Linked DNA regions of Homo sapiens: region 2 is linked to region 1. A link is a loop called in an ENCODE intact Hi-C map of the cell type or tissue named here. Cell type or tissue: psoas muscle. All regions are shown on one strand. Links, peaks and the distances in the headings refer to the core of each region. The heading gives the core; the rest is flanking DNA.

Evidence for each region. Hi-C counts contacts between places; a loop is a spot of excess contacts. Peaks named below come from ENCODE experiments on the same cell type or tissue, not always from the same donor. Only the 100,000 strongest peaks of a DNase experiment are listed, where the experiment ranks them.
Region 2: a loop joins it to region 1, with 4 times the contacts of the local background. A loop is called at or near these places in 96 of 110 quality-filtered maps.

The regions. Positions count from the first base shown.
Region 1 is chr2:200,903,835-200,907,370 of GRCh38, reverse strand. It overlaps NIF3L1 (NGG1 interacting factor 3 like 1), which reads right to left. Exons shown (of 7, transcript NM_001369441.2): 7 at 3,446-3,536. Among named protein-coding and RNA genes, the nearest start is that of NIF3L1, 16 kb to the right of the region's middle. In psoas muscle, for the core only: a CTCF peak has its summit at 1,476 (motif pointing left); a DNase peak (open chromatin) is centred at 1,450; H3K27ac peaks cover 303 bases.
Region 2 is chr2:201,179,913-201,185,236 of GRCh38, reverse strand. It overlaps CASP10 (caspase 10), which reads right to left and starts at 2,096. Exons shown (of 10, transcript NM_032977.4): 1 at 1,929-2,096. In psoas muscle, for the core only: no CTCF peak of the experiment used is centred there; no DNase peak of the experiment used is centred there; H3K4me3 peaks cover 1,587 bases; H3K27ac peaks cover 634 bases.

The sequences.
Region 1 (3,536 bases), core at 1-2,500:
TATGAGGTTTTAATAGCATAAGTTGTAGCATCCTTAATGTGTTGAATAAGGCAAATTTGAAAAGACTGATGCTATGGAAAATATAACTTTAAGCATGAGTACAATACAAAGCTCATTACTAAATTTTCATACCAATTTTTATATTTATCACTGGCCCCAGGCTTCCCAAGTATTTAGGGTCAACATCTTTACCTTTGGTACCCAAAGTGTAGGTCTTAAAATGGCAGCATTTGCCTGGCACAGTGGCTCACGCCTGTAATCCCAGCACTTTGGGAGGCTGAGACAGGTGGATAACTTGAGGTCAGGAGTTCTAGACTACCCTGGCCAACATGGTGAAACCCCATCTCTACTAAAAATACAAAATTAGCTGGGCATTGTGGCGAATGCCTGTAATCCCAGCTACTTGGGAGGCTGAGGCAGGAGAATTGCTTCAACCTGGGAGGCGGAGGTTGTATTGAGCTGAGATCGTGCCACTGCACTCCAGCCTGGGTGAAAGAGTGAGACTCTGTCTCACAAAAAATAAAAAATAAAAAAAAATAAGGCCGGGTGTGGTGGCTCACGCCTGTAATCCCAGCACTTAGGGAGGCCGAGGAGGACGGATCACCTGAGGTCAGGAGTTTGAAACCAGCCTGACCAACATGGAGAAACCCTATCTCTACTAAAAATGCTTAATTACCTGGGTCTGGTGGCACATTCCTGTAATCCCAGCTACTCGGGAGGCTGAGGCATGAAAATCGCTTGAACCCGGGAGACGGAGGTTGTGGTGAGCCAAGATCACGCCATTGCCCTCCAGCCTGGGCAACAAGAGTGAAACTCCGTCTCAAAAAAAAAAAACGGCCAGGCTCAGTGGCTCACACCTGTAATCCCAGCACTTTGAGAGGCCAAGGCAGGAGGATTCCCTGAGCTCAGGAGCTCAAGACCAGCCTAGGCAGTGTAGCAAAACCCGGTCTTTACAAAAGTAAAAATTTTTTTAATTTGAAAAAATTAGTCAGTAGGGGGTGGGTGGTGGCAGGTGCCTGTAGGCCCAGCTACCCAGGAGACTGAGGAGAGAGGGTCACTTGAGCCCAGGAGTTTGAAGCTGCAGTGAGCTATGATCACACCACTGTACTCCAGCCTGGGTGACAGAGCAAGACCTTGTCTCTAAATAAAAAAGAAAAAGGAGGGAGATTAGGATTTTGCTTTGGGACTGGTGAAAGGAGGGCAGGAGAACTCTGAGAGATTGTTTCCTGAGGCCTGCCCCTGAGGCTTAACACACCTAAAAGACTGTAACAAGGGCTAGAGGAGTTATAAGCCAGGAACTGTGCAGAAACATGTATATATGTATGTTTTATATATGATAATATATGTATATTTTAACACCCCACATATTAAAAATCCAGATTTCCTTTGCCCCTGAAAGATCAGGAAGACTTGGCCACGCTGGACCTTCATTCTGCCCAGCAGCACTTGCCTTGGGCTGAACTGTTGCTGCCACCTCCTGGCCAGCTTCACTTCTTTCCTGCACTAGTGTCTGATTTGGATCCTGATCTAGATTGGTATGGAGCACCCTCTAATACATGTGCACAAGAGATTATATAAGGTGTCATGGATGCACAACAAAGGTGGTGACACTATTCCCTACAATCTGCAACCTTCCACCTGGAATGTATTGTCCATGTGGGCATCCAAGGCGACCTTTTAAGTCCTACAGGATAGGGAAGATTTTTCATGTGACACCTGTGAGGGAATGTGCATGTCCTTCCTCAGCCTTCAGCTTTCTGGAGTAGATAAGGGATTACTAAACCACTGTTTCATGTCAGTATCTGGCCTTATTTATTAAATCAGCAAAACAACACAAAACATGTCATTAGACACTAAGCTTAAAAATGACATTTCAGGCCAGGCACGGTGGCTCAACCTGTAACCCAGCACTTTGGGAGGATGAGGTGGGCGGATCCCCTGAGCCTAGGAGTTGGAGACCAGCCTGACCAACATGGTGAAACCTCGTCTCTACTAAAAATACAAAAATTAGCTGGGAATGGTGACGTGTGCCTGTAATCCCAGCTACTTGGAATGCTGAGGCAGGAGAATCGCTTGAACCCGGGAGGCAGAGGTTGCAGGGAGCTGTAATCATGCCACTGCTCTCTAGCCTGGGCAACAGAGTGAGACTCCGTCTCCAAAAAAAAAAAAAAAATGACATTAAAAAAAAATGACATTTCTTTTGAGCAGTGTTCCTTTGTATTTTAATAATCCTGTATTTAATATAGATTAAGTAAATATTTAAGTTATAATGGATGTCACATAAAATTTCCTTTAAAGATAGGTAAGAAGATAAAATAGATACTTAAAAGGAAATAAGGGAGTCAAAATACTAGAAAAAAAATCAAACACAAAAGGCGGCAGTAATGGAGAAAACATAAGTGAAAGATGCCGGACACAAAGGACCACATGTTTATGATTCCACTTATAGAAAATATCCAAAATAGACAAATCCATAGAAATAGGATCCAGGGGATGGGAGGAGGGAATTATTACTTAATGGGGGCTTCCCTCTGTGGTGATGAAAAATGCTTTGGAACTGTAGTGGTAACAGTACCACAACACTGTAAATGTACTAAAAGCTACGGAATTGTATACTTTAAAATGGTGAATTTTGGAAGGGGGGGGCAGGAAAATAAAATGGCGAATTTTATGTTATGTGAATTTTACCACAATAAAAAATAAACAAAAAGAGAAAAAGTTGCTTTACACAAAAGCATGAAGTAAAAATTACATGTGGTATGGTAAAATAGCACAAATCATAAAAGCAATCTAAGAATGCCTAAAATGGAGGGAATATTGCTTTAGCCAGATTACCTGAGAACGCAGTCCTCAGGTGGAGAAAGGTGTATCTGCCCTGCCCAACCAGCAGCAGGCAGGCAGGGGCCTCGCAGCCCAGCGCAGGTGCTGTTTAGAAAGGGGCATCCACATGGATAAAAGGCCCAGATTAAATGGGGCAGGATGATATTTTGAGATATCTGACTTTGTTCTTTCTGCTCTGGAATTTCATTCCCTGGCCCTGCCCCCTGCCTGCGGCAGCCAAGTTCATTGCCAGGAGAGGGAAGTGACAGAGCAGAAATCGGGAACAAAGGACTGTGGAAGAAAAAAAAATTACAGGTAAGTCATCTAAAAAGCAATAAAGTAACAGTAATATGAATAATGATTGTGTATACATATTTTCAAAACAACATCCTGATAAATCTCATTCTGATTCTGAAATTTAGGTGAGAGACTGGAATGTAGGCAGAACTAGGAACAAGGACAAACAGAACTTCTTATCACTGCAAAAAGGCTACTACCTAGAAGTGTTCAAGCCCAAGTTTTTCAAGCATAATGTTAACTAACCAAGGGCAGAGATACCCAAATGGATCCATCCCATCTACAATTAAACTAAGGACAGAATCACTTGAGCTCCTTCCAAAGAATGTTAAGTAAACAGATTTTATTCAATCTTTCCTAGAGTTTATAATGAACATTTGTTATTTAATATGGTAGTTATATTACAGTTTTACCTTACG
Region 2 (5,324 bases), core at 1,259-3,758, 280 kb before region 1:
AGAAAGGGAAGGCATAATCCTAGACCTCAAGCCTGAGCAACATGGCGAGACCTGGTCTCTACTAAAAATACAAAAAATTATCAGGGCATGGTGGCACATGCCTGTGGTCCCAACTACTCAGGAGGCCGAGGATGGAAGGATCATTTGAGCCTGGGGAGCACAGGTTGCAGTGAGCCATGATCATGCCACTGCACTTCACCCTGGGTGACAGAGTGAGACCCTGTTTCAAAAAGAAAAATAAATAAATAAAATATCCTAGACCTCAGGAGGAAAGGGTGGTTTTAGACAAGAGTTGCTCAAATCAGTGTAGGAAGTTAAAAATTACATGAGTCGGCTGCTCTGTCTATGGAGTAGCCATTCTTTTGTTTCTTTACTTCTCTAATAAACTTGTTTTCACTAAAAAAAAACAAATTACATGAGTCAATGTTTCCATCTGATCAGTTTATAAACTATGCTATTCTCTATACTAAATTTCATCATAATCAGAGGAGCAATGCAGTGATAAAATTTTCATTGTAATACTATTTATTCTATAAGCACTTGAGGTATGTAGTCAATATGCAGAACTTGGCTATTTTTAGAAACAAGAAAATACTTTATAAAGGAAGGAACAGGTGGGGTGTCATGGCTTACGCCTATAATCCCAGCACTTTGGGAGGCCAAGGCGGGTGGATCACTTGAGGCCAGGAGTTCAAGACCAGACTGGGCAACGTGGTAAAACCCCATCTCTACAAAAAATACAAAAATTAGCCAGGCATGGTGGTGCACGCCTGTGGTCCCAACTACTCAGAGGGCTGAAGCAGAAGGATCATTTGAGCCCCGGGGATGGAGGTTCCAGTGAGCCATGATTGTGCCACTGCACTCCACCCTGGGTGACAGAGCAAGACCCTGCCTCAAAAACAAAACAAAACAACAACAAAAAAACCTCCTAGACCTCAGAAGGAAAGGGTGATTTTAGACAAGAGTTGCTCAAATCAGCGAAGGAAGATAAAAATTACATGAGTCAATGTTTCCATCTGACTAGTCTATAAACTATGGTATTCTACATACTAAATTTCATTATAATCAGAGAAGCACTTCAGGAGACTGAGGCAGGTGGATCACTGTGAGGCCAGGAATTCGGGACAAGCCTGGGCAACACGGTGAAACCCCGTCTCTACAAAAAATACAAAAATTAGCTGGGCTTGGTGGTGTATGCCTGTGGTCCCAGCTTCATAGGAAGCTGAGATGGGAGGATTGCTTGAACCTGGGAGGCGGAAGTTGCAGTAAGCCAAGATTGTGCCACTGCACTCCAGCTTGAGTGCTGGAGGGTGAAAGAGGGAGACTCCGTCTCAAATAAATAAATAGATAAATAAATAAATAAATAAATAAATAAATAAAGGAAGGAAGACACAGCAAAAATCAAAACCTCCATAACAAACAGTGGTTATATCGAGGTGACATAACTATAGATAATACAAATTTCCTTCTGGGCTTCCAATTGAATTTCTCAAATTTTATGCATATGTGAGCATACACATTACTTTTGGTGTTAAAAGAAACAAAAAAATGTCATTTTTAATGTGATAATCCAGGGGATCTTCCCTGCTACTAGCCCTGAGGTCAAATGAGTGGTTTATTGGAGACACCTTTCTATTCTACCGCATCTAGCATTTGCCTTGTGGTTTCTTGACAATTCTGATCTCTAGTTTTAGTGAGTCTACCAAACTTTGTCTCTGTGAGCTAACATATTTCTGCCCCGGTAAAAGGCTATGTTGGAGGCTTCCGGATTTTTTAACTTTTGTTTTCCCAGGCATGACAAAGAAATCTAAGAAAAAATAGTGCCATTGCTGACAAGTTTTTGCAAGTTTCTACAACACGAAGCCATGAAGCAAAGGAAAAGATTCAAGCATGAGACTCTGGAGTAAGAAGGGTTGTTAATTACATACCTTCAGATCAAGCTCCACCAATCTTCTGGAAGTAAACGGTTCTCAGGGAAATTGCCTGAAAACAAAGTTTTAAAGAAAGTAGAATCCTCTGTGTGCTCCAAGGTCCAAAGAAGCTCCCATTTGCTTGGGAAGAGACTTCAAGACTTGCTGGTTGTTTAAGTGAAAACTGAATCTTCAGGACTGGGTAGCCTGATACTAGTTTCCTGCTGATGTCATCACTGCTTATCTGCCTTTTTCCCTCCCCTTTTCCAGGGTTAAGATAACTTTGACAAACAGCGTCTCCTAAAGGCTAATTTACAACTTTCTCACTGTAGAGCTTGGGGTTTCCCCAGGTAAAGCAAAAGCTTCCTAGAAACGAACCCGTGGAAGCCACAAAGTGCTTCAGGCTTTCCTTTGGATCTCCATTTCCTTGGTAAGTCAAAAAGGGAAGCATCTGTTTTCCTAACCAACTCCTTCCCCAAACACACTTCACTTTTCAAATAAAGCCAAAAAGCTCATGAAATAGTTGTCGGCCATGTTAACCCTTTCTTATGTCCACATGCAAATAAACAATGGAGCGATCTCCACTTACCGCAACCTCTGCCTCCTGTGTTCAAGTGATTCTCCTGCCTCAACCTCCCGAGTAGCTGGGATTACAAGCATGCGCCACCACGCCCGGCTAATTTTTTGTATTTTTAGTAGAGACGAGGTTTCACCATGTTGGCCAGGCTGGTCTCGAACTCCTGAGCTTGTGATCCACCCTCCTTGGCCTCCCAAAGTGCTGGGATTACAGGCATGGAGCCACCGTGCCCGGCCCACAAATAAAATTTTTAAAAGATAAAAGAAAAGTGGGGATTCACTTTCAGTCTTTGTGGGAGAAATTAAGAAATAAAAAGAAAAAGAAAGGAAAAAAAAAAGAAAAGTGGGGATGGTGAATTACAAGCCCATTTGGAGGTACCTGCAAGAGACTCAACAAATTTGTGGTAGGCAAAACTGACAGTATGTGTTCTCACAGCACATTCAAACCAGCAGGAAAGTGAGACTTTGAAGACATTATTTCTAATCATAAAAACAATACTGCACACTAATATTGCAACTACCATGTGCCAGGGCATTTACAAATATTTACTCATTTCACCATCCCAACAACACTGTAAGATAAATACTATTACTATGACTGCTGCTTTAACATGTGAAAACTAAGGCACAGAAAGGTTAATTAATTTGCCCAAGGTCACACAGTGAGCGGCTGGAAGAGCCAAGATTTAAACCAGCAAGTTTGGATCAAAGTCACTACACTATAATTAAGCTAACTCAAATGTGCAGCACTCTGGAAAGAGGTACAGAGTCTTAGAAAGATGTTTTATCTATGGGGAAAAAAAGCAAGATTTATGATGCTTTGATTAGCAAATGTATTAAAATGTCCTTTCCATGTCCTAGGCATCATTCAGAGAACTTCTGTGCTTAAGAAAGACAAGTCCTGGGGCCAGGTGCAGTGGCTCCCGCCTGTAATCCCAGCACTTTGGGAGGCTGAGGCAGGCGGATCACGAGACCAGCTTGGCCAAGATGGTGAAACGCTGTCTCTACTACAAATACAAAAAATTAGCTGGGCGTGGTGGCACACACCTGTAATCCTAGCTGCTCGGGAGGTTGAGGCAGGATAATCGCTTGAAGGCAGGAGGTGGAGGTTGCGGTGAGCGGATATCACGCCATCACACTCCAGCCTGGGCTACAGAGCAAGACTCCTTCTCAAAAAAAAAAAGAAAAGAAAAAGACAAGTCCTGGCCAGGCACAGTGGCTCACACCTGTAATCCCAGCACTTTGGGAGGCTGAGGTGGGCAGATTGCTTGAGGTCAGGAGTTCAAGACCAGCCTGGCCATCATGGTGAAACCACATCTCAACTAAAAACATAAAATTCGCCAGGCTTGGTGGCACATGCCTGTAATCCCAGCTACTAGGAGGCTGAGGCTGGAGAATCGCTTGAACCCGGGAGGCAGAGGTTGCAGTGAGCCAAAATCGTGCCATTGCACTCCAGCCTGGGCGACAGAGAAAGACTCTCTCAAAAAAAAAAAAAAAAAAAACCTTCTTGGGAAAGGGGGGCCGGAGCACAGCAGGCTGGGTTACTCACTACCCCAGTTCCAGGGAAGGTGGGGCCCTGACCCTAGAATGCTGCAGCAGAGTGAGGAGGGGGCCCCAACTGACCATAAAGAGTGTAGGGACCACCTTCTTTGCCTGTTCTGTTGGGACCAGGCTAGTCATTATTTGTCCCAGCCTGGGGCTCCCCCTGTGGTTTCCAATTTGCAGTTACTTTAACTTAAAATATAAATATTATTTTCTGGAAAATAACTTAAAAAGGAAGAAAGACAAGCCGTAAGTCTTGGTCTTCTATTTAGTTGTTTTATTATAAATATTAAATTTATTGGGCCATTTAGGGAGGCAACTTATTGAAACTATCACTTTCTCTCACTCTGTTCATAAAGTATATTAACTCTTTCAACTTTGATTCAATAATATTAAATATTTAGCAGGCAATTCAAAGCCCTGAATTGGGCACAATTGGAAAGCAAAGTGACCTGCTTTCCATAGTAACTATGGCGACCGGTACTACCATTTCTAAACTTCTCTGATGAACTCATAACAACTCCCAGCCTTAGCTGGCATTATTATCCACATTCAATAGATGAGGAAACCCAGATTCAGAGAGGCAAGGAATCTTGCCACCATCCCAAAGCTATGAGCAAGAATTCAGGGCTCAAACGTGGGTCTCTCTGACTCCGAACCCCTTGCTCTTGATCCCCGGGCTACCATTGCCCGAATCTCAGTATGACATCGTGTAGCATCTGTAACTGCGGGCAGGGGGTGGTGATGCCACAGTGAGGCTTCACTTTGGTGCCACAGGGGCTTTAAGAAGGGACAATCAGTCAGACATTCCTTGGAGGAGGAAGTATTTGATCTAGGTCTGGAAGGTAAAGGTAGAATAAAGACCCAGGAAGTAAAACTGTAACTTTTATCCTACTGCTCCAGGGAAACATTTGAATCAGGTTACAGAGGGGAGATGGCGTGCAGTGCAGATATTTGTACTCAGCATTTTCTACTTCCTCCTACACACAGTTACTGAGGGCATGTTGATGGTGGTAGAATAAACACGTCTTACAATCTCTTTCCTGATTGGTTGCAGTCTACTGAGTGCACGTGAAGGGCCAATCAAAACCTTCATGGCCTTTTGTAGAGGTGGATGTCAACTACTGCTTTAGTTCCACATTAGTAGGGGGTAGTGGTAGCAGTGGTTGGCTTTCCTTGACATACAATCTGTGGTCCAAGTTCCCCACCCTCTGTCTGGGTAGACTAAAGGGTAATGACTCCTGGCTGGGCACGGTGGCTCACACCTGTCATCTCAGCACTTTGTGAGGCCGAGGT